Linked DNA regions of Homo sapiens: all the other regions are linked to region 2. A link is a loop called in an ENCODE intact Hi-C map of the cell type or tissue named here. Cell type or tissue: heart left ventricle. All regions are shown on one strand. Links, peaks and the distances in the headings refer to the core of each region. The heading gives the core; the rest is flanking DNA. Region 1 overlaps RFX2 (regulatory factor X2). Region 2 holds the start of NRTN (neurturin). Region 3 overlaps RANBP3 (RAN binding protein 3).

Region 1 (8,067 bases), core at 2,557-6,556, 220 kb after region 2:
TACCCATGGCACCCCCCCGCCCCACTGTCACGTTTGCCTGTCTGTTTGCCCCATCCCCACCCCCCCAACTCAGCATTAGAAGCTGGGGAGGAAGAAAGCATTCATCTCCCTTTAATTATTTATTTATTGAAATGGAGTCTCACTCTGTCACCCAGGCTGGAGGTGCAGTGGCGCAATCTTGGCACACTGCAACCTCCACTTCCAGGCTTCAAGTGATTCTTCTGCCTCAGCCTCCTGAGTAGCTGGCATTATAGGCATGCACCACCACATCTGGCTTATGTTTTTTGTATTTTTAGTAGAGATGGGATTTTGCCATGTTGGCCTCGAATTCCTGACCTCAGGTGATCCACCCGCCTTGGCCTCCCAAAGTGCTGGGATTACAGGCGTGAGCCACCGCGCCCGGCCTTCATCTCCTTTTTATGAAATAGTGCTATGGGGTGGTTCTGACGAGCCCTGCACCAGCGACCAGCACCTCAGAACCCCTTTTATCTCATCTAAGACCCACTCGATCCAGCCTGTCCTGGCCCCTCCAGCCCTAACAGGGGTTGACCCAGGGCCACAGTGGAGTGAGGACCTGCCCTGGGTTCTGGAACGTTTCACAGGAGGACAAACAGGTCAAAGGTTCAGGTGAAGGGGTGTGTGGGGCCTGAACGCGGAGGTCTCTTAAGCCGAATTGCAGGTGAGCTGCGGGGCTGAGTTCCATTTTAGGAAGGGGGAAGTTAAGTCTTGGGCTGGAGTTCAGGGTAGAGATTGGGACCAGATGTGTTACTTTGGAACCAAAGAGCTGAGGACAAAACCTCCAAGGGGTGGGAAGAGTCAGTCACCCAGCAGGGGCACTGCCCACGTGGGTGTTGAGGATGAAGAGGAGCAAAGCGTAAGCCTCGAAGTGTGGGTCCAACCTCACGTCCTGCCTCTGGGGCAAGCCAGGAGGGCTTCAGACCTCCTGACCACAAGCTCCCCTCCAGCTCTGCTCCTGCAGGTAAGTCCCGTGGCCAAACATCCCTCCTTACCAAAGGGACAGGAGTGGTTCCTGCCACAATCCCTGAGCTTGGATTCCGGTTCCCTGGCCGCCCCTGAATCACTCAAGTAGCCTATCACCTCCTCCTCAGCACCAGGGACCCCTCGCCCTCTTGCTACCACAAAGTCTGCCTCCTGCCGCCTGCAGGGCCCTGTGTGAAGTGCAGTGTCCCCCACCCCCCCGCCATGAGTGCAGGTGATCGTTAGCAGTTGCCATCGTTAGCAGGTGCCAATTTCATCCGTCCAGCATTGGGTGCCATGTGCTTGGCTGTGCCCATAACCACAGGGAGGGACCCCCGCCCTCTTGTCCTTTGAATAAGGGGCAGTTAAAACAAAGGACCCTGAGAAGGGCCCGGAGTGGAGACTTCATCTCTTCCTCACTTGCCTCTTTGGGAAAAGGGACATCAGAGTTTTCACTTTCCATCAAGTCATTCACACCCTTCATCTTCCGACTTTCTGGACTGGACTTTTTCCAATACAATGGAGGCAGTGTTGCTTTTTTCTCCTCCAAAGTCCGGCTCTGGCAGAGTGCTTGGACCCTTAAGAGCTTAAGAGCTCCGGAGTCTTCCCTGTATTTAATGCTATGAATACTATGAACCACAACCTTGATGTTGAAGTTAGTGTGTGAGTATGTGTGTGTGTGTGTGTGTGTGTGTGTGTGTGTATATACTTTTATATACTTTTTTTTTTTTTTAGAGACAGGGATATATATATATATATATATTTAGAGATAGGGTCTCATCCTGTCACCACCCCAGGCTGGAGCGCAGTGGTGCAATCATGGCTCATGCAGCCTCCAACTCCCGGGCTCAAGTGATCCTCCTGCCTCAGCTTCCAGAAGTGTTGGGATGACAGTCGGGAGCTGCAGTGTGGGCCCTGAAGCTTTTCTTCCCAGTGGCTTCACCGTCCGGATTTGTCATGTGTGCTGATTGATTTATCGCCTGTTCCCCGCAGACTATGCTCTCCCTGAGGGTGGAGACGGAGCCAGGTTTGCCCATGTGAGCATCTGCAGGATCCTGGAGATGTCTCAAGCCTGGCAGCAGAGAAAGACTGTCCAAGGAGGTAGATGGGGAGCAACAGAGGGTGTCTGGGTGAAGAAGCCAGAGGCTTCCCTTGGTCATTCTGAGGCTGGGGGCACAGGTGCCACTTCTTAGACTGTCCTCCACAGGCAGCAGGAGCCAAGGCCAGTGACACCACATCTCAAGGAGCCAAATGACGATGCGGATTTTCAGGCTAAAACTGTGAGGCCAGATTTTGCGGGCGGTGAGCTGGAAGGAGCACTGGACTAGGAGTCCTGAGAGGTTAGAGTATAAGACTCCATCCACCAGGAGGACATACTGGCTCACACATAAAAAGAAAGTTTTGGAACAGATGATCCTTCTGCTGTTTACCCCCGAACCCCCAGGCTATTTAAGAGTAGAATCCTTTGCTTGGGTAATTACGTTGACATTGACACTAAAAGGATGCATAGTTGTCTTGACAGCAAGTCCTTCTTGCTCAACATCAAGAAACCACAGAGAAGACTGAAGCGGCTGGAACAGTCGCGTCTATTTCCTCCCTCTTCTGTGTTGATGAACTTCTGGGAGGAGAATGGGGTTAGAACCGAAGTATGGCTTGCAGACTCTGTTCAGGGTCTACGCCTCACCAGCAGGCTGGGAGCCACTTATGCACCGGGCCTTCCCATCCCTCGGTGCTGGAGCCCACACCTGGCGGCACGTCAGACTGCGGCAAGCATCACAGGTCAGTTCCGTGAAACCGACCACGAGGGTCCAGCCGCTCCAACCACACTCGCCCACCTCCCCTGCTCTTGAGGGCTCGGGTACCTTCATGCCAGGAAAGGCAGCAGCTGGACGGAGTCACCTTTCTGGTTTGGGCATGTTCTGCAGTCTGCTTTGTCTGCTGATATTTGCATTCTTTCTGTGTCAATATCAAACACAAATAAGCAGAACGCTTTCCAAGGAAATGTACATGTGTACCCACATTTGCCACAATCTGTCAGGACAGCACACTTCTTGATGAAATGGATCAAATCATTCCTTTTAAGGAAAAAAAATCCCGAAATGCCAGCGCCTCCCTCTCCCCGGCCCCCCAACAAAGGCCTGTGGTTCTGGGCTCTTTGCAGGCACAGCCCCTGTGGACAGATATCCTCACCTGCCGGTGGGAAGGCAGGGATCATGCCCACCTACCTGGCCCCCTTTGTCTCCTAAGATACTTGTTTCTATTCCTGGGGGCAAATTTGCCTGACACTGGCTCCTGGTGGTGAGTTAGAGTCTCACCGGGCCATACACTAGCAGCTCGGGCAGCTATTCCAACCGTCCAGGTGTGCCCTGTGTTGACATAATCCGACTTGGAACATCCACCTTTTCACCCATTCCACAAATATTTACGAGAGCTGGCTCTATGCCAGGCCTTGTTTAGGTGCTGGGGATGCAACGGCGAATAAAAGACAAAAACCCCTGCCCCCTGGAAGCGTCCGTTCTTGTCTGGCAGAGACCCACAATAAATAAGTAAAATGAACCGAATGAGGGCTGATGCCGAGTGCCGTCAGAGAAATTCACCTGGGAAAGGGGATGGGGTCGCCGCCACGGAGGGACTGGAGGGAGGACTGCAACGGTATAGTAAGTTGAGGTGGGGTGGGGGTGTCAGGCAGGGCTCACTGAGAAAGTGCCCACTGAGTGAAGACTCAGAGGAGGTGAGGGGGAGCCTGGGGAAGAGAGCTTCAGGCAGAGGGCCCCACAGTGCAAAGGCCCTGGGGCAGGTCCGAGCCTGGTGCATTGGAGGAATAGCGAGGAGGCCCGTGTGGCTGGAGCACAGTGAGGAGTGGGAGAGAGCGGGTCCTGCAGGGCCTTGTGGGCCATTTTGACAACACTCGGTTCTACTTGGAGGGCCAAGGGGAGCCCTGGAGGCTTCCAAGCAGAGCAGTGTGGCGATCTGACCTGGGTTTTAGCAGGATCACTCTGGTGGCTGCTGTGAGAAGGGGCTGGAGGCTGGGTAGGGGTGGGTGCTGACGGCTGGCTAGGAGGTGGCCGAAAGAATCCACAGGGACAGTGGCGGCTCGGGAAGTAGTCGAAGTGGAGGAGGTGGGGGGTGCCACCTGGTTCTGGATCTTTCTTGAAGGTGAGGTTGAAGAGCATCTGGGGGTGGGCATGAGAGGAGCAAGGAGGCGAGGACGCAGTGGGGTTGGGGGCCGAGCGCCTGGAAGATTGGCTGCCCCTGCCTCAGATGGGACCGTGGGCGGGAGGCGCAGGGGTTGTGGGAGGCGCAGGGGTTGTTGAGGGTGGAGGCCACGCACTGAGCTAAGACACTAATCCGAGGCAGGCAGGAATTCCAAGGGAAAACAGCGGCACTTCTGGACAGAGGCCCCTTCTGAGGAGCTGCCGGCTCTAGCAACCCCACTGTGGCCTGCAGGACAGCACGGCCATCGTGCCAGGCTACACAGGTCACCAGCTGAAGGCTAAATGACCTTTGACAATGTGTGTTTCTTGATTTCAAAGCAAAAAGTCACATAACCCAAATACGACTCTTCCACACGCAGCTCTCTCCCGCAGGGTGTGCAAGTGATGTGTTTACTTTAGCAGACAGCGCCACCTCATGGTGACAGAGACTCGGTGAACCTGCTACGGGGTCCCGGTCGGCTGGTAGCCTGAGGGCAGCCCGGTGGCCCCCAGGGGCTGAGGCCGCCTCTTCTGCTCAAGTCGGTGGCCTGCCACACCCGGTCGGGTGAAGACATGTTTCATCCCCAGCCCCGGCTCCGTCCCCTTCCCTCTGGAAGAGCTAATCCCCATTTTCACGGCGCCATATCATGCCCTTTTCCAGTTTGGACACTGCTAGGGGGCCTCCTCCTCCCTGGGAGTTTCCACGCCAGGCTGACCATCAGCTGGCTGGAAGGTTCTTCCAATGTGCAGACCTCCAGGCCCTGCAGACCCCCTGGGTCCAAGCCCCTAGAGGGGAGGCCTGGGAAGCTCCTGTTGACCGGCTGGGTCTGGACAATGCTGTCTCGTTTTACCAGGCTCCCAGCACCTGAATACACCTTCCCTCCTGAGACAGCGCAGAGGAGGGAACCAGCTCCGCGGAACACGTGGCCAGCTCCGCTCAGAGATGTCTGTGAGGGGTTCCCTAGGTGGGTTTCCCACGTCTTCCACCTTCTGCCCTCAAATGCTAAGCTCCCTGGAGTGACTTTTCCTCCTTTTTTACTCCCTATGTTCGGCACTGACCTGGCCAGAACCCTGCACACGGTAGACGGTGGTCTGACGTCACCAGCTGGCAGCAAGGAAGAGGCGCACAGGCCCTGCTGCTGGGGCGACCTGCCTGGGGCTGTCTGAGAAGGGAGGTCTGGGAGGCCACTGGGAAAATGGGTCTCCAGGGCCCAGCTGCTCCCACACACTTGGCTTATCTGCCACAGGGTCAGGCTGGCAGGGGAGGTGGCACTGTGGCTGTGCCCCCGCCTGACCTGCAGAAGGCCGCTGCCCACCACGACCTCAGTCTCAGCCACAGGCAGCCCTGGGGACAATCGTTGCAAGGGCACGTCACCCCGTCCATCAGCAGATCACGTGCTTTAACTCCTCTCTTCCTCTCTGGCTCTCACATTTGCCAAAACAAGATCTAAGTTTATTCTGCCCGTGTGTGTGGTGAACTTTTTAGAAAGATCTTATTTTACTTCCTTTGCTTCGAGTCACCAAGCCCGGAATCTTACTGATCACAGCTCATGACAGAAGGAAACAACTCAACAGCGAATCATCAGTGAGTAAAAGAAACGAGAGATTTTACCTTCAGCTCGGGAATACGAATCTTCATCGGGGAAGCGACCTGAGAAAGTCTGCCTTTCGGATGAAGTGTTAGAAAGCAGGAAGGATCCCAGCAGCCAGAGACAAGCGGCTCATGCATTTTCCCATAGACATTTTTTCTTTTTTTTTTTTGAGATGGAGTCTCGCTCTGTCTCCCAGGCTGGAGTGCAGTGGCGCAATCTCAGCTCACTGCAACCTCCGTCTCCCAGGTTCAAGCGATTCTCCTGTCTCAGCCTCCAGAGTAGCTGGGACTACAGGCATGTGCCACCACGCCCGGCTAATATTTGTATTTTTGGTAGAGATGGGGTTTCGTCATGTTGGTCAGGCTGGTCTGGAACTCCTGACCTCAAGTGGTACACCCGCCTTGGTCTCCCAAACTGCTGGGATTACAGGCGTGAGCCACCGTGCCCAGCCCATTTTCCCATAGACATTTTAACTCTCCCGTGGACTTGCTGCCTGTCCAGGCTCTGCACCCCCATCCTGCCTGGGTCACGCAGCCCTCTCGCCCAGGGCTGATACCCTGGACCCGCATGGGTTTGCGTTCAGGCTGAAGATGGCCTGATCCTTGCTGAATGGGGAATGGTATTCTGCACATTTTCCCATGTATGTGCTCTGAGTTTAAGACTGGGGGCTGGGGAGATCCTCTCTCCAAGCACGTGTGGAAGACTCCCTTCTCCCTGAGTTCATCTACAGGGAGGATGTCATCCAGCAGTGACAGATGACAGGATGACCATGTCCTACCCAGCCTGGAGAGGGGCGGGGCACTGAGCAGGGGTCTGGCATGGTGTTTGTTTTGTTTTGTCTTTTTTGCTTCAAGACAATCGGCAGAAGGAAATATTTCTGCCATTTCTTCTAGTGACCAGCCCCCTGAGGCAAAGGGCAGAGGCCTCGTCAGGGGCTGCGGTGAGCAGGTGACCACACCTGTACCTAACCCATAACCCAGGTTTCTGGACCTGTCCTACATCACTTTCTGCCCCCAGAATCACTCACTGCCTTTTGATAACGCCTCATTTTACACATCGGCCAGCACAGAAGTCAGGATGGAATCACAGTGAGGACGGGAGTGAGGACGGGATCACGGTGAGGACGGGAGTGAGGACGGGATCACGGTGAGGACGGGAGTGAGGACGGGATCACGGTGAGGACGGGAGTGAGGACGGGATCACGGTGAGGACGGGAGTGAGGACGGGATCACGGTGAGGACGGGAGTGAGGACGGGATCACGGTGAGGACGGGAGTCAGGACGGGATCACGGTGAGGACGGGAGTCAGGACGGGATCACGGTGAGGACGGGAGTCAGGACGGGATCACGGTGATGACTGGGGTCCACTGAAGGGGACTTCTTCTCTGATGTCTGAATTCTCAAGAGAATGTCAGAGCCCAGTTTAAGTGCTAGAGAGCAACTACTAGAAGGACATTCTGACTTCGATGGCCCGTCCCAGTGTTAAGATGCCGAACACATTTCCAGCTATGTGCAAAACCGAATCAAGAGCGTTTGGGGAGAAGTGAAAGCGATGAGTCTGAGGGGGCCAGAGCTTTCCTTCTCTGTTGTCCCTGGAAATAAAGACGGAGCCTGCCACGTCCCCCAGTCCCATCCTGCTACAGGGCTGTGCAGAGCTGAGATGCCCCCAACCTCCTGTCATGGGGACTGTGATCACGGTCTTCTCCCAAGAGACAAGGGGAGGAGAAAAATCCTAGACGCTAAAATCTGTATGAATTAGCTGCTTTATGCTTTTCTCAAATTACTGTTTCTTTCCAAGAGAGGATCCCAAGAAAATTAGCTAAGAGTCTAAGGCATTCCCGATCCTATGTCATTTTCTCTCTTTTTTGTTGCTGTTGCTGATTTTTGTATTGTTTTTATTTTTCATATATAACTATACTGCTTATCACCTGCCAGGTATTGTTGAAAGTATTTTACGTACATTAAATAATTTACTCCCTATGACAACCCGAGGAGGTAGGTGTTGTTATTATCTACCTTTTACAAATAAAGAATCTGTCTTGATTTCTCCTTCATTGCTGAAGGGTATTTTTTGCTGGATGTAGGATTCTAGATTGGCTTCCCCTCAACCACCTTTCACAAATGACACTTTAAAGGTGTCATTTTATTGTCTTCTTCTTTTTTTTTTTTTTTTTTTGAGATGGAGTCTCACTCTGTTGCCCAGGCTGGACTGCAGTGGCGTGATCTCGGCTCACTGCAACCTCTGCCTCCCGGGTTCAAGCGATTCTCCTGCCTCAGCCTCCCAAGTAGCTGGGATTACAGGCG
Region 2 (8,067 bases), core at 2,475-6,474:
CCCTGAGTGTGTGTGCATGTGGGAGCCAGACTGCCGTGGATGCATGACTTGGGGGAGGCCTGTGTGTGTGCCATTGTGTGTCTGCGTGATTGTGTGTCTGTCTAGTGTGTTATGAAGGTGCATGAGGGATTGTGTATATACCTTGGTGGCTGTGGCCTATGTATGACTCTGTATGTGTGTGTCTGTGTGTTTGTGTGTGGGTATGCATGAATGTTGGTGCCACTGTGAGTTCCTGAGAAGAGCCACTCAGCCACTGCTATGTCCCACACGAGACCGCACAACCCCAGCCCAGCTCCCTGCTTGCACAACCTTGCTCCTGAGACTCTATTCCCCTGCCCTGGCCTCCTTGGTGGGCCTGATGGTTTTCCCACCTTGCTGACCTAAGGCCCCCAGGGACGGGCCCCTTGACCTGCGACCTGTGGCTGTAAATGGTCCTGTGGGGACAGCTGCTGGCCCTGTTTTCACCATCCTCACCTGGAACGGGCCGGCCCCTTCCTGCCACCCACAGGCCTTGTGGGTCCCATCCCCGCCTGGCGGGCTCCTAACCCAGCTCCCGGGGACCTTGCTCCGGGCCAGCCTGACCCCCGCCCGGGAGTGTGTCTCCAGCTCTGTGTCCTCTGCCTGAGCTGAGGCCTCTGTGTGTGCTCGGCATGGGTTGGGCCTGGGGTGAGAGTGACCGTTGAATCAGTAGCCCCAAAACATCGTTTCTGGGGAGCCCTCAGCTGTCCCAGTGTCCTGGGTAAGTCCCTTTCCCTCTCCACGGGAGAATGACAGCACCCACCTCTGGTAACATATTACATGCCCAGTGCTGGGCACAGAACAAACGTGGGAGCCATTTGGCAGATGGGGAAACAGACCCCATAAGCTCAGTCACCAACACACTGGAGGCTGGGGTGGTGCCCAGTGTGCTGGGATGGCCAGTGCTCCAGCCAGGGGACACAGTGGGCATCCAGCCACCTCCACCCCCACAGGGCTGGTCCCCGGGGGTCCTGAGGTGCAGCCCAAGCCCCCAGAACCTGGCCCAACTCCTGGCGCTAAGATGGAAACTTCTCCAGCAGCCAAGTCTGAGTCTTGGCCAGCGGCCCCCGGCCTCCCAGAACCTCTGCCCTGGAGTCTCCACCCAAGAACAGATCACTCCCTTTGGGAGCAGTGGCCTCCTGGGGAGGGCAGGGGGCCAGCCTCCGGGAGGACAGGGGTGGAGCGTGGTACAGTCATCCAGCCCCACTTTGCAGCTTTTTCCTTACTTGTGACCTTAGGTTAGTGGCTTGACCTCTCTGATCCCTGAGTTTCACAACCACCACGTGGGCAGAGAGCAGGTGGAGGTGGGGTGAGTGTTGCAGGGAGTGGAGGCAGTGAACGAGCAGAACTAATTTCCAGGCAAACACCAGAAAGGGCAGGCAGGCTTTGGGATATGGTTTTCAGCCACCGCTGCACGGTTCCACCCCTGCCTCGGCCTTGACCCTGATGCCAGCAGGCTTGAATCAGTCAAAGAGGTCAGCTGCCTGGGCCAGACACGGTGGCTCATGCCTGTAATCCGAGCACTTTGGGAGGCTGAGGTGGGAGGATTGCTTCAGCCCAGGATTTGGAGACCAGCCTGGGCAACACAGCAAGACCCCATCTCTCTAAAAAATTAAGAAATTAACTGGGTGCGGTGGTGCACATCTGTAGTCCCAGCTACACGGAGGCTGAGGTAGGAGGATCGCTTCAGCCCAGGAGGTCAAGGCTGCAGTGAGCTATGATGGCGCCACTGCACGTCGGCCTGGGTGACAAAGTGAGACCCTGTATCCAGAAAGAAAGAAAGAAAACAAAAGGTCAGGTGCCTTCCTGCTCCTCTCTGAGCCTCAGTTTCCCCATATCTGTGCTCTGGGAAGACCACAGATCCTACACACAGGCTGCACTTGAAGAAAGAGAGGCTCAGTACTTGGCGACATCCGGCCCGCCCTGCGGCAGCCCAAGTCTGGGACAAAAAAGATTTAAAAATAAAGCATTGTAAATACCCTTGTTTCCTGCAAATAGAGCCAGCCTCTGAGTTCCCTGGCCTCCCGGGCAGCCAAGCCCAGACAGTTTCTTGGAAAGGGGTGGAATTCAGAGGGCTGTTTTTTGTTTTTTTTTTGGGGGGGGGGGATCAGGGTCTCGCTCTGTCACCCATGCTGGAGTGCAGTGGTATGATCATAGCTCACTGCAGCCTTGACCTCCTGGGTTGGGGTCCTTCTGCCCCAGCCTCCCAAATAGCTGGAAATATAGGCGTGCACCACCACGCCCAGCTAATTTGAAAAAAGTTTTATTTTGTAAAGATGGGGGTCTCCGGATGTTGCCCAGGTTGGTCTCGAACTCCTGGCCTCCATTGATCCTCCTGCCTCAGCCTCCTAAAGCCCTGGGATTTCAGGCATGAGCCACTGCACCTAGCTCACAGAGGGGTGTTAATGGAGAGTCCTGGTCCCTGGGTTCCTTTCTGGGATAGGGGGTGGAGGGATCCTGGAGGGGCCCGTGTGTCCCTGTGCACCTCAGTTCCCGGCTTTGGTGTGGGTCAGCGAGTGTGACAGGGTGTCTGTCACCGCCTGTCACAGGGGGTGAGATAGCATGTGGGTTGGTGACAGAGAGAGTGTGCGGGTGATTTGGGAGGGTGTCAGGATGGAAGGAACTGTGTTCCTGGTGTGACCACATGGGGCTGAGCAAGGCAGGGTCTCCGTGTCCCCCGGTGCGACGGGGTCTCCAACCACGTGTGTGGTTGTTTCAGCGTGTGTGTCCCTGAGTGGAATGGCTGTAGCTGGGCGTAGGTCCTCGCGTCCCCACCTCCTGCGCCCCGCCCCGCCCCCTACCTTGGACACGCCCCTAGCGTCTCCCCCCAATCCCAGAGGAAGAACCAACTCTTTCAAGTCGCTGTTGCCGGGGCAACCGTTTTACAAGCGTCCACATGGTGGGCACATGTGTGTGTGTCCTGCGCCCCATGTGTCTGCTCGGCCCCCGCCCCCATGGCCCCCAGCCGCGGCGGGGAGGGGGCACAGGCGGTGTGGGGTGAGCGGGAGGCAGTGGAGGGGCAGCTGGTGACAGCTTAATGATGGAGGGCTGGGGTGGGGGTGGGCTCCTGGCCCTGCTGTGTGTGTGCAGGGGTGGCTGTGCCTTCCAGACGGGGCCCGGGGTGTATGTGTGTGTCTGTGTGTGTGTGTGGGTGTGTGTGTGTGTACTAACCAGTGCCAGGCAGCGTGGGGGTGTGTAAGGATCTGCTGAGAGTGTGTGTGTGTGTGTGTGTGTGTGTGTGTGTCGGGCTGAGTGAACCCCGGGTCTGTGGGCATGAGTGCATTCAGAAGGGCGTGGGGTAAGGAAGGACCCCCGCAGGAGAGTGTACGCGTGACCTTGTGAGATACTCGTGGAGGGGTTGTGTCAGCGTGTGTCTGCGTGTGAGGACCCGGGGGTGGGGCGGGGTGTGACAGTGCAGGAGTGTCTGTGCTCACTAGGGCGTCTAGGTTTGTGTGAGAAGGAAAGATAGGCCGGGCGCGGTGGCTCACGCCTCTAATCCCAGCACTTCGGGAGGCCGAAGCGGGCGGATCACGAGGTTAAGAGATCGAGACCATCCTGACCAACATGGTGAAACCCCTTCTCTACTAAACTGGGCGTGGTGGCGCGCGCCTGTAGTCCCAGCTACTTGGGAAGCTGAGGCAGGAGAATCACATGAACCCAGGAGGCGAAGGTTGCAGTGAGCCGAGATTATGCCATTGCACTCCAGCCTGGGCAACAGAGCAAGACTCCGTCTCAAAAAAAAAAAAAAAAAAAAGAGAGATGGCAGGGGGGGTGACCCCACCGGGAATAAAGGTTTGAGGGTGTGTGTTTGAGGTTAGGGTATGTGTGTCACTGGGAGTGGGTTTCTGGGAGTGAACATTTGGGAACACTAGTAATGGCAGACATTGGGACATCACCCCCAACTTGCCAGGCTTACTCACTTACTTATTCACATTTACTCATTACTTATACAAGCTTGTTCACACTCATTCAGTCCTTACTAGAACACAGTGAAGATCTACTAGTAATACCCTGTTACAAGTGGGGAAACTGAGGCACGGGGGGGAAGGCCCAAGGCCACACAGAACACAGATCCCTGTTAACTTCCATCCTAGATCTGGGAACAGGCTGCCACTTCTCTGACATAGGTCCGTTCTCTCGTCCCCCCACCCACAACTCACATTCCAGCACGCACCCCGCGCACGTGCACAGCACCGCGTGCATCAGCCCGCGTGCAGCAGGAGGCGAGGCTGCGTGAGTGTCCCCATCACCGCGCGCACTGCGCGGCCCCGCAAGTTTTACAGGCGCTTTGTGGGGACGTGCATATGTTGGGGTTAGGGATCTTCTAGGAAGGCCTAATCTGCATGCGAACCCCCAGGCTGCTGGAATCAGAAACATGCAGGCAGCCAGGGCCGGAGTGAGGAGGAGGCCCCAAGAACCTCAGCGGCGGGAGCGAGAAACCAGAGCACGGGGGCTCCAAGAACGCAGGCGGCGCGGGGAGGAGTCTGCAGGGCGGGAGTTTTTCGGTCACCCCGCGGGGCGGGGGCGGGGCCGCAGCAGTCCCAGCCCAGCTCAGCCATCCCAGTCCCGTCCCCGAGTTAGCCCGGCGCCGCCAGGGAGCGCTGTGGGAGCGCGGAGCCGTCGGGGAGGAGCCCGGGTGGGTTTGGGCTCCCCTGCCCGTGAGCCTTGGTGCCAGGAGGGGGCGCCGGCGGGAGCTAGGAGCGAGAAATCCCCTGCAGGGCTCTGAGGCCGCACTGGGGGACTTACTGCTTGATGGGGGGCGCTGAGGACAGCGGGTGTCGTCATCCGTCCGAGGGGAAGACTTTGCGTCTCAGTTCCCTGGAAGAGCTTTCTTGGGAGGGGGCTTCTTCAGCTTCTGGGGAAGGAGAACCTGGGACGAGATTGGAGGGGGACACCCCAATCCTCAGTGGGGTGGGGGGAGCTGTATGCGGGGGCCACAGCTGTTGGGGTGTGGGCCATGGGTCTTAGTTCGCCAGAAGGGGTCGGGGGAGCGTCTTGGAGCTCCGGATTTAGGCAAGAGGAGCCGTCAGGGGTCCCCGGAGTGAGGATGGGAAACAGCTAGTTTGAGGGGGGCGCCGCTCTGGGGGCTTCCCTTGAGGGGCTTCTTTAGTGAAGGGACTTCTTGGCGCCTTGTTCTCTGGAAGGGGACCTGGGACAGGTTTGGGAGGTCTGGCAGAAAGGTCAGATCCTCGATAGAATGTGGGGGGCGCCAAGGGCCACAGGCACTGGCGTCGGGACAGCTGCGGCTCTTAGACACCTTCGGAGGGGGTGTCTTGGGGTCCCGGCTCTCCCGAAGGGGAGCCGTCGGAGTCCCCGGGGCCGGGGGAGAAAGCCGTCTAAAGGGGGCTCTGTGGTTGGTTCCCGCGCCTCTGCCACCTGCGCTCCTCCGGTCCCCTCCGGCGGGGGCGGGGAGGGCGGGGAGGGCCGGGGAAACCCGAGCCACCGCCCCCAGCCCCGCCCCCGGCCCCGCCCCCGGCCCCGCGCCGGCCGAGCCGTCCGCGGCGGGACGGGCGGAGGCGGCGGGAGAGCGCGCCCTGAAGCCGCTCCGAGTGCCCAGGTCCCTCTCGCCGCCGCCCCGGAGCCCCGTGCTGCGCGCCGAGGCCGCCTGCGCCGTCCGTGCGCCCCCGCGCCCCGCGCCCTCTGAGCCGCCGGCCGTCCAGGGCACCCACCCCCAGCCCCAGCCCCCGCCGGCCCGGGATGGCCGCAGCCCGCGGCTAAGCGAGCCCGGGGGGCCCCATGGGCCGGCCCGCGCCGCACCCCGCCCGCGGCCGCCCCCTCCGGCCCGGGCCCCCCCCGGGCACCGCGGGCCCAGGCGGCCCGGATGGCGGTCGCGGCGGCTGGGGCAGGGGCTGGGGCCGCGCGGCCGCCACTGACGGGTAGTCCGGCGCCCACAGCAGGTAAGCAAGGGGCAGGCGGGGCAGGTGGGGGGGCAGCAGGGTACGACGGGGACGACCTGCCCCATGGACGGGGCATGGAGGGTGCTGAGGACTCCGAGTAGACCAGGGGATTCCCTCCTGCAGCAGAACCAGCGGGTGTATGAGGGTGGGGTCAGAGGGACGACAGGTCAGCGCGTGGGGAGGGGCGGGGGCGTGAAGCCAGATCCTAAGCGGCTCTCCAAGCCCGAATCCAGCCGCGGTGTCCCTGTCCGACGGGGCGGGCGCACTCCTGTCTCCTAAAACCTCCAAGTGTGCATCTGAGGAACGCACGGTGCCCTCCCCAGAATCCCCTTAGCCTCTAGGAGGGCGAGACCCAGACAGCCCTTTAGCCATGTGGTCTCCAAGGGGCCGTTGGGGGGCTTCCGGATCCTGCAGAGCCCGGGCGGGGGGCTGCCGTCGCGGTCCAGCTGCGCACAGAAGTAAACATCTGTCAGTGGCGCGTTCCCTGCTCGCCGCCGCCGCCGCCGGGGACACGGTGTCCTCCGGTGAGGGCCGGGCCCTCTCGGCTCCTGGAGCAGCCCGTTCAGCCACCAGAGGGCGTGAAACCCTTTGGTGTTGGGGGTGGGGGTCCCTTAAGGGCAAAGCCTGGATGTGAAGTGGCGGGAGGCTGTGCCTGCCTTTCCTGCTTTTTATAAAAGGTGTCTCCTGCACGGGGATAGCCCCGAATTGTCCCAGGAGGTGGTTTGTGGATTAGGAGTTATTAGGCCCAAGGGGGCTGCAGACAGATTAGTGGGGAGGGGGGTGTGCTGGAGAGAGAAATGGCTCTCCCAGGGTGAATGCCACCACTGTCCCCTCCCCAGAACGCATCCGACCTGCCCACAGGCCTGTGATTACCTGCAGGGCTCGTCATTGGTCCAGATTTGGGGAGTGGGGCCAGGGGCTTAAAGCAGGGGGGTGCAGGAGGCCGGACCCCTGACTTTCCTCCCTCTTGCCTGTCTCCCCTGCCCTTTCCCTGTTCTCTACATCCTTGTCCCTGTTCCATGGCCCTCTTTGTCTGTCTCTGAGTGCCCCGGGCTGAGGAAGCCTGGGTGGGGTGTGACCAGCCTCAGAGGATGTCAGTGAGGGGCAGGATCCCACCCACACTGCCAGCTTCTCCCACCCCCAGCTTCTTGCCTTGGGGCCCTTTGGACACCCCTCCCTCCTCCCTTCATCCTAAGACTCCCGAGGTTCATAGCTCCGGCACCGACTCCACCCCCAGGGAGCTACAGAAAGCTTCTTCCAGGGGTGCAGGGAAGAAAATAAAACATTCCCCTCTTCAGCTGGGTACTGCATCTGAAACTCCACCATCAGCACTGGCCCCTCGGCGTTTCAGGTCCCAGTTTTCAGGGAGCGAACAGAGGAGACAGCTTTCAAGAGCTGGGCAGAAGGGACTCAAAAAGTTTGCAGCCGGGCACAACACAATCAAAAGATTGTTTCGACAAATGTGTGTCGATGGCAACCGCGTGGTTGACTGGTGTCAGGGTTGTTGGGTGCTGTCCTTCAAGGGAGGCAGATTTAGACCCAGGGACACAGGGCTGGGGAAGCTCAGAGTGGGGATGGAGGGCTCTACCTCAGGGTAGGAATGTCAGAGAAGACTTCCTGGAGGAAGGGCCTCAGAGGTGGGGCTGTGAAGGATGAGTAGGAGTTTTCTAAGTGGGAAAGGAAAAGGCATTCCAGGTGGCTGTGCATGCAAAGATCTGGAGGCATGGAATAGTCAAGGCACCTTGGTGAGTGTGGGAGAGACTGTTCTAGAAGGTTGGCAGAGGAAGAACTGGGCTGGGGCACTCAAGGTTGCATCCCTGGAGGTAGGGGCTGAATACGCAGATCAGAGAGGTGCAAGTTGTTAATGTATCTGGAGTCACTGGGCTGGACTATCTTTGCTGGGGGGCTGTGGGCTTCCTCCGCTGATGCATCTCCCTGGTCCTCCAAGTTGAGGCAGAGGCTCTGGGGCCTCAAGGTGGAGGTGGTGGCCGGGGGTTGGGGTCGGGAGATGGACAGGAGGCTCCCAAACCAGCCTTGCACTTGCAGGGCTGATAATGGCCTTGAAGGAAGCCTGAAGAAAGAGTGGATATGAATGGGGCATGCCTGCAGGAAGGGTGTCTCGGAGATGATGATGTTGGAATGGAGGGGTCTC
Region 3 (8,067 bases), core at 2,191-6,190, 160 kb after region 2:
TGCTCTGGCCCACCACATACTTCTTCTCTGGCCTCACCATGGCCTTCAGGGGCACTGTGCACCAAGTCCCACATGGCTGCTGCTGAATTCAGAACCCTCGTCCCATCTAGCATCCTCTACCCTGCGAACCTCCTCAGCTCACATGCCCAGACAGCACCCAGCCTGAGCCCAACAATTGTGATCCTGTGATGATCACAGACCCAGGCCAGGGAGAGTCCCCTGCTGCCCCCTGGTACCCCAGGAAAACAGCAAGGGAAGATGGCCTGGCCAGAAACTGAAAGGAGTGAGCCCCTGCTGGCATCCGGGCCCACGGTGCTGGCTCTCCCTCCCATCCCCTGCTACCCTCAACCCACTTGTGAGGCTCCGATGCAAAATGGGACCAGCTGGGATTCCCCAGGACAGGGCCGGTGTCCTGGTCCTGGTCTTTGCAGCCCCAGCGATGAGCACAGACAGGCTAAGAAGCAAGCCAGCCCCAGCACAGGAAGCTTGGCCATCTCTGCTCTCCTTTCCAACTTCTGCCAGATGTTGGGAACCCCTTAGACCTGCTTGGCCTGCCCCCCCACCTCCACCCAGTCATCCTCACGTGGCTATGGCTGTCAGGGTGCTCTGTCCCACCTAGTTGAGCCTGGGAACCACTCTGCCAGCTGCACAGAGGATGAAAAGATTCAATCCTAATATTCCCTCAGCAATTCCACACATCCCAGCACCCACTGTGCACTAAGCACTGCGTCGGCCTCTGGAGACACGTCCCTGTCTGTCTAGAGCACCCATCACACCTTATCTGAACATATGACACAGGGGAGGCACAGCAGGCCCTGGGAACATAGAGCTGGGGCTTCCAACCCAGTGAGGCTGTGAAGGGAGTGAATCAGGGAATGCTGCTGGGAGAGGGGCTGTCTGGACAGAAGGACAAGCAGCATTTGGCCACATGACCGGGAAGCACACGGCAGCAGAGTGAGGAGTGCTGGAGGAACCAGGTCAGGGTGGCACATGCAGTGGGCCTAGTACTGTGCTAATGCTTGGGACACGCCTTGGGGACAGACTGGAAAACAGGGCAGCCTGGGGGAAGAGGAGCTAAGTGGAGGTGGTAGGGTGGGGGGGGGGGTGGCACGGTGGGGGGTCACCTCCGCCCTTCCCTGGGGTCTGAGGTCTGCACATTTATACCTGCATGTGTCAGTGTAGAAGCTCCTAGGAAGGAAACTCCAATCAAATTGAAGCAGTTCCTATGACAGCTTTTTTGAGGAAAGAGCCAAAGATCTCTGCGATGAAGGTGGGGATCCTGGTGGAAGGGGGTCTCTTCCCCTGGTGGGATACAGGCTTCCTCCTGACCCTAGAGGAACTGTTCTCCTTGCAGGGGGCAGTAGGTCTCTGAGGAGGTGGGGGGCTTGAGGAGGTGGGCCCTTCCTCTAAAGCAGAAATGACCAATCTGGGACCCAGGTGGCTTGGGGGTGTGTGTGCGAAGTCCATAAAACCCTCACCCTGAACCCTGATGAAGTCACCTCTGTAATTTGGTGGACAGCATCTTTATCTAGGGAAAGGGCCCAGATACTGCCTCTTCAAAGAGTAAGGAGGGTGAAAGGAGGAGGGCGGTTTCAACAGCCCACATGTGAGAGTTAAATAGCAGGCTTCCTGGTAGCACCTCTACAAGCAGCCTCCAGGGACCAGGACTCAAAAAGGTTTTATCTGTATTTTTTCTGCCAAGAGACTGACTGGTGGCAAAACTTTGATGACAAAATGAATTCTGTGTCTATTTCAGAGGCAGCAAGGAGGGGAGAGGGTGCTGTAGAGCCCCTTGGGACAGGGTGGGTGGTGGGGGCTTCCCAGACTTAAGGAAAGGAGTGAGGTCTCTGCAGCCTACTGCAAGCAAGGAAAGGAGAAAGCAAGGAGCTGGGCTGAACCCCAGCGGTGGCCCAGGGGAGAAAGGTGAGTTTCCCAACGCTCCAGGTGAAGAAGGGTTGTAGAATCCTGTTTTACCTCTTAGACTTATCTTAGTTTCTGCCATGATATGCACAGCAAAGGCATCCACAAATGGGGTCTCCCAGACGCGTGATGGTTTCATATACGTGGCCAGCGTTCTTCGAGCACTTCTTTATGTGTTAGGTTTTATCTGCATCATGTCACCTAATCTCCACAACCACCTTAGGAGGTGGCTTACACCAACATCCTTTCACAGGAAAGGAAACGGATAATCAGGTCAAGCGACCTGTCGGAGGTGGGCCCGGGTCTTCGGGCCAGGTGGGCCGACTCTGAAGCCCCGGCCCATGCTCCTGAGTGCCACGCTCCACTCCGCTGCTGGCCAAGAACTACGTGTGCAAAAGGGAGGAGTTACCTGGACTCCAGTTTGCTTCCTCTCACCTTTTCTGTGCAGGTAGGCCTCAGAGCTACAACACATACACTCTTCCCTTTAGAGAAATGACAGCAGGAATAAAGTAGCTGTCAGTTGCTGTTCTGGATAAGCACCTATGGAGGAGCACGAACCAAACTAGGGGGCTAGTCATGAGTTCCGGGGTCAGTGAAAGGCTTCCCACAGGTCACATGACCACCTGCCTCAGCCAACACAGTGTGTGATTATCCCAATGGCTGATCCCCGACAAGACTGCAATCCTTTAAGGTTGTCAAGACAAGGATCAAAGACACATTCCAAGGCACACACTCAATGGTGACACAAGCTGCTTTCTGTCTTCATCTGTCAAATGTTCGGCCCTGGAATGCTTTGCGTAATATATTCAGAATCTAAGCTGACAACACACACACTCTCGCCTCCGCCTCTCTCCTCTTCCGTATAAACTTTCTTTCCTCACTGCTGCAGAGAATAATTTACAAAGAAGCAAGGGCAGCCCTGCCTTACAGTAAGCTTTGCTTCCCCACCAGCCCATGGCTGTCTCCAGCCTGTCATGGAGGATCTCCCGCTAAAACTAAATAGAAGAAACTACGTAGGCCTGGGAAAACACATATAAGAGAGAATCTGGAATATCTTTGCTTTTTCTGTTTATTCGCCTCCTGACTGATGACTCCAATACCTGCCAAGAAAATGCCCTCATCTAGAAAGCAATTGAGAACTCCTGACCAAACTGTCAGCAAGGTACTTGCATAAAATTAGCTTTAATCCTGGGCTGATATGTCTTAATCTTCTTACCTGTGAAAAAAATATGGAAAGCATCTCGCCAACACAAATAACAGTCTATTAAAATGTGGCAACTCCTGTAATCTGGTGACACGATCACAACCCTTCAAGTCATTTATTTTTTCAGAAATTATTATAAACAGTTCTGTGCCACAGCACAAAGGTAAATCTGTCACTGACGTGTCAGGTCTGTCCTCCAACTGATTCTTTGGTACGGAATGGAACTGATCTCAAACATGCAGTTGCTAGGTGATGCCTCTGCGGATCTCCGTGTATAGCATGCTCGGGTTCTCCAGCCCAGCTAGTGGAAGGCGGTGGGACCCTGGATGACTCCGTTCTTTTCTCAATACTCGAATATATTTCTATAACTTTCAACTGGTCTCATGGAGATTATGGGGACACACTTTTTGGAGCTGATGATATCCTACATTTTATGTACTTCTTTCTGGAATGCTCATCATCTTGGCATTACCTTCAACTACCGAACTCCAAGCCAACTTCCAACCACTCTCATCTCACCACCAGATACTTACACTTCCAACAAGCATTGCAGGGGCAACAGGCATTTGTTAAAAGGCCTTTACTGGACTCCGAGGTAGGTACTTTACATATCTAGTCTCATTCATCATAGACGCATCCCCATGACATCCTCCTCATATCCCACTCCACCCCATGAGGGCCAAGCCACATTCTGCCTTCTTTATTTCTACCTTTATCAGCCCTGCAGCCAAACCCTTCTAAGCTTCCACTCCTGCGCCACCCAGACCGTAAGCCCCGGGGGGCAGAACTTGCACTTCTGAACAGAAACCCCATAAAGTTATACAAAGTCAGCAACTCTGCCTACAACTGTATGGATGGCTGGGTTCAGTGGCTCATGCCTGTAATCCCAGCACGTTGGGAGGCCGAGGCATGTGGATCACTTGAGGAAAGGAGTTTGAGACCAGCCTGGGCAACATGGTGAAATCGTGTCTCTACCCAAAATACAAAAATTAGCTGGGCCTGGTGGGATATGTAATCCCAGCTACTCGGGAGGCTGAGACCCAAGCATCACTTGAACCCAGGAGGTGGAGGTTGCAGTGAGCTGAGATAGCACCACTGCACTCCAGCCTGGGCGACAGAGTGAGACTCTGTCTCCAAAAAAAAAGAAAAGAAAGAAAAAAGAAAAAACTGCGTGGAGAGATGGAGGATCCAGCTTTAACGGCACTTTTCTGTTCCGCCACTAGGTGGTGTGACACCAACACAGCTGAGGCAACATGCAAGTGGCTGAAGACTCGGGAAAGTTCCAGTAGAGACAACAGGAATCCCCTCCTCTCTACACGGAAGCTTACAGGAAGGAAATCCAAGAACTACAGAATTTATGCTGAGGCAGCAGAGCAAAACTGATGATACTGGAGAGCGCGGGCTCTGGTCTTTGTGTGTGTTCAAACCTGCCCTGGCCACTTACTTGCGGTTGGGATCCCAGATAAGACAATGTACCTCTGGCACAATGTCTTCATTTGCATATCAGGGCTGTTATTTCACCCCAGGCAGCTTCGGCAAGGATGAAATGAAATGCTGCACATGCCGTGTTTGGGGAAGTGGTTGGCACACAGGATGATTCCACACTGGCACTGGTAGCATTATTATGCTCGGAAGATTGCAAACATATTGATGCCACCTTAAAGCATAGGCCTTGGATTCAAGGACAGCTGCCAGTGCCCGGCAACGACAAATGCGTCAGAGTCTGACCCCTTTTAGGGGGTGGAATGGTTGGATCCAAGAGCTGCCTGGACGCCTGGGACACTCAAGGCAAACGCTCAGGTGCTCGGAATGCCTGAGCCCTTCTGAGGTCACAGGAAACAGGTGGGATCTGAAGGCAGGCCGAGCCGAGCAGCCAAGCCTTGCTCTCACCAGCAGGATCTACCAAGCACAGACTTGTGCTAGGCACCGAGCTTGCCACTGGAGACAGGAAAGAAATGGCAGACAAGGCCGCAGCTCTCTACTGGGAAAGAGAAAACAAACAAGTACCTGCTGTGTGCAGAGATAACTGGGTAGTTCTGGAGCTGGGTGCTGCAGAGAAAATACCACAGGATGGTGGGAGAGAGTGAGTGAATGGGTAAGGCCTCGCTGAAGCTCACACATGAAGGGTGAGCAGGGATGAGCCAGGTGAAGGCAGGGGATCCCAGGCAGAGGGGACCCCAAGTCAAAGGTTCTAAGGAAAGGAAGAGCCTGGAGGCCCATGTTTGGAGGGGAGGAGAACGGGAAGGGCTGGGTGGAGCCCACAGGACGTTCAGCCTTGCAGGCCATGCTGACAAATCTGGATTTATCCAGTGTAAAGGTTGGGGCCCAGGCTCTGGACTCTTAGGACCCAGTGGCCATCACCATCAATGCTGCAAAACATCCTCTCTCCTCTGAGCAGAGGGTAACTGCCTGTTTTCTCACCCTCTCCCCCAGAGAAAGGCAAGTTCTCAAGGACCGTTTCCACTCACGCTCTGCTCTCACAGATGCAACGCAGGAATTAATTCTGGGTAAATAAGTTCCCAAAATTCTCTGTGGCAAACCTGGGGGAGTTTAATTTAGCAAAGGCATTTTAAACTTACTGCAAAAGGCAAGGCCTGCCTTCTAAACATGTGTATGGAGTAACTACTACTGTCTCTAGAATTTCCTCCCTTTCTTTGAACACCATAAACAGCGACAGCGAAATGCAGTGCCCTACGCGGGTCAGTTTTCAGGGGTGAACGAGTGCCCATTACCTAGAGTTTACTGACTCACCGGGAAGGACAAGCATGAACTCCTAGACTCCATGGCTGGAGACAGGCGCACTGGCCCTAGCCAGCCCTACCTGCTTCCATGGCCTCGGGCTTCAGCCCCTGTGAAATGGTGCAGCCAGGACTCAGGCATCCCTGAAGGTTCTTCCCAGCCCTTACATTCTGTCAGGTCCTCACCCTGGACCAGAGGCAGTGTTAAAGGTCAAGGAAAAGACTGTTCTTCCTGAAGAGGGATATGATGTCCATTGAGGCCTACTCAGCTGCCAAAAGGCCAGAATAGAAAAATAAGGTTGGGAGGAAGGGCCTTAAACTCTAGCTGGCAATTAATTTATTCCTGGGTAGGTTCCTTTGATCCTATGACCAGTGGTTCTCACCCAGGAGTAACTTCATCTCCCTGGAGACACTGGTCAAAATCTGGAGACATTGTGACTGTCATGTTTGTGGGGGTGTGGAGGAAACTGTTACAGACATCTAGTGGATGGAGACCAGGGATGCTGACCAACATCCTAGGAGGCTCAGAACAGTGCCCTACCAGCAAGTGACCCAAGTCCAAATGTCAACTGAGCTGAGGGCAAGAAACCTTGCATTAATCTTGGGCAAAAAAATTGAGCTGGATCTCTAACTCACATTATACACCAAAATAAATCCCCAATAGATTAGATGGCACAAACCAGGGTGACCCCCCACCCTGGCTTCTGGGATTCACCGCCTCTCTCCCTCCCCACTCAGACTGTGGCTTTAAATGTGTACAGGCTCCTACGACCTCAGTAGGTTAGATAACTATGGAACACAAAGTCTCTTGGGTGTCAATGAAATCCCATAACCCAATGGTTCTCAAGTGGGGGCAATTCTGACATTAAGGGGACACTGGACAGTGTCTGGAGACCTTTTATCTTCTCATGACTGGGAGTGGATGGGTGGGATGACTGGGTGCTATGGCATCACATGAGTAGAGGCTAGAGGGGCTACCCAACATCCTCCAAAGCACAAGATGGCCACCACCAGCCCCAATGTCAAGAATACTGAGGTGGAAAAACCCTGGTATAACTCACAGGGTGCTTTCTCTCTACTCAGGCATCCAATTAGGAGAATCACAGCTAGAAGTAACTGACATGTATCTCCACATTCCAGTAGGTCAATTACCAGAAGTATATTCTCTCTCACACCACAATCCTCAGACTTGCGTATCATCGTTCCCATTTTACAGATGCAAGAGCTAAGGTCAGACAACTTGCCCATGTTTCTAGGGCAGAAGGCAAGACACAAACCAAGGACAGCCAATCCAGGTGCTTCCAACCATGCCACAAGTTGCCAATGGGAACCTGCTGGTCAGCTCTGGTTTAGAATTCTCCCGATGTTGGCAAGGCAGCGGAGAAACCCACACTGTACACTGAGGCTCTGCTAGCACATGCCAGTGGTTCTCAAATTTCCTGGTCTCGGGACCCTTTTCCACGCTTGTCAATGACTGAACATCCCCAAGAGCTTTTGGAAATGTGGGATGTAGCTACTACTGACACCATATTAGAAATGAAACCTAAGACAATTTCAAAATACTTAAGATTATAATAAACTCCAGAAAGGTTTAGTTAAATAACATATTTTTATGAAAAATAAGTATTTAAAAAAATCTGAGAAGAGTGGCATTATTTTACATTTTGACAAATGTCTTTAACGTCTGACTTAATAGAAGATAGCTGAATTCTCTCTCTTTTTTTTTTATTAAAGAGAGGGGCTTTGTTGCCCAGGCTGGCTTTGAACTCCTGGGCTCAAGAGATCCTCCCACCTCAGCCTCCCAAGTAGCTGGGACTGCAGGTGTTTGCCACTGTGCCCGGCCTGAATTCTCTTATCTGCTTCTATAGTTCATCTGTTGGCATATCACACATCCAATAACCTCTGGAAAAAAACTCCACTGTCCATTTTCAAGTGAATAAGAGTGAAAAAAGAGCAGATAGTGTCTTTGTGTTGTTATGAAATAGTTTTGAACTTGCAGTCCCCTTGAAAAGGTCTTGGGGACTGCAGGGCCCCGGACCATCTTTGAGAACTGCTGCCATATGCTATCTGAGTTCTAGCATTCCAAGGACACTAAATCCTAAATTACAGACCATGAGGTGCTTTATGCTAAGGTTCTAGCTAAAGAGCACTCTAAGTGTAGAGAATGCAGAGTCTAGGAGTCTGTATAATAGGATTGAAACCCAA

The links. Peaks named below come from ENCODE experiments on the same cell type or tissue, not always from the same donor. Only the 100,000 strongest peaks of a DNase experiment are listed, where the experiment ranks them.
Region 1: a loop joins it to region 2, with 12 times the contacts of the local background. A loop is called at or near these places in 53 of 110 quality-filtered maps.
Region 3: a loop joins it to region 2, with 2.1 times the contacts of the local background. A loop is called at or near these places in 20 of 110 quality-filtered maps.

Annotation. Positions count from the first base shown.
Region 1 is chr19:6,017,865-6,025,931 of GRCh38, forward strand. The region is part of intron 6 of RFX2 (regulatory factor X2); the gene reads right to left. It overlaps RANBP3-DT (RANBP3 divergent transcript), which reads left to right. Exons shown (of 4, transcript NR_046376.1): 3 at 1,972-2,079; 4 at 2,186-2,499. Among named protein-coding and RNA genes, the nearest start is that of RFX2-AS1, 41 kb to the right of the region's middle. RefSeq lists an enhancer at 522-1,023. In heart left ventricle, for the core only: CTCF peaks have their summits at 4,613 (motif pointing left) and 4,812; DNase peaks (open chromatin) are centred at 4,617 and 5,397.
Region 2 is chr19:5,799,537-5,807,603 of GRCh38, forward strand. It overlaps NRTN (neurturin), which reads left to right and starts at 5,531. Exons shown (of 3, transcript NM_004558.5): 1 at 5,531-5,915. RefSeq lists a silencer at 4,422-4,721 and an enhancer at 4,422-4,716. In heart left ventricle, for the core only: CTCF peaks have their summits at 4,631 (motif pointing right) and 4,830; DNase peaks (open chromatin) are centred at 4,615 and 6,455; H3K4me3 peaks cover 1,149 bases; H3K27ac peaks cover 459 bases; H3K27me3 peaks cover 3,041 bases.
Region 3 is chr19:5,963,759-5,971,825 of GRCh38, forward strand. The region is part of intron 1 of RANBP3 (RAN binding protein 3); the gene reads right to left. Among named protein-coding and RNA genes, the nearest start is that of RANBP3, 10 kb to the right of the region's middle. RefSeq lists enhancers at 1-267, 268-818, 4,220-4,514. In heart left ventricle, for the core only: a CTCF peak has its summit at 4,340 (motif pointing right); a DNase peak (open chromatin) is centred at 4,363; H3K4me3 peaks cover 324 bases; H3K27ac peaks cover 1,759 bases.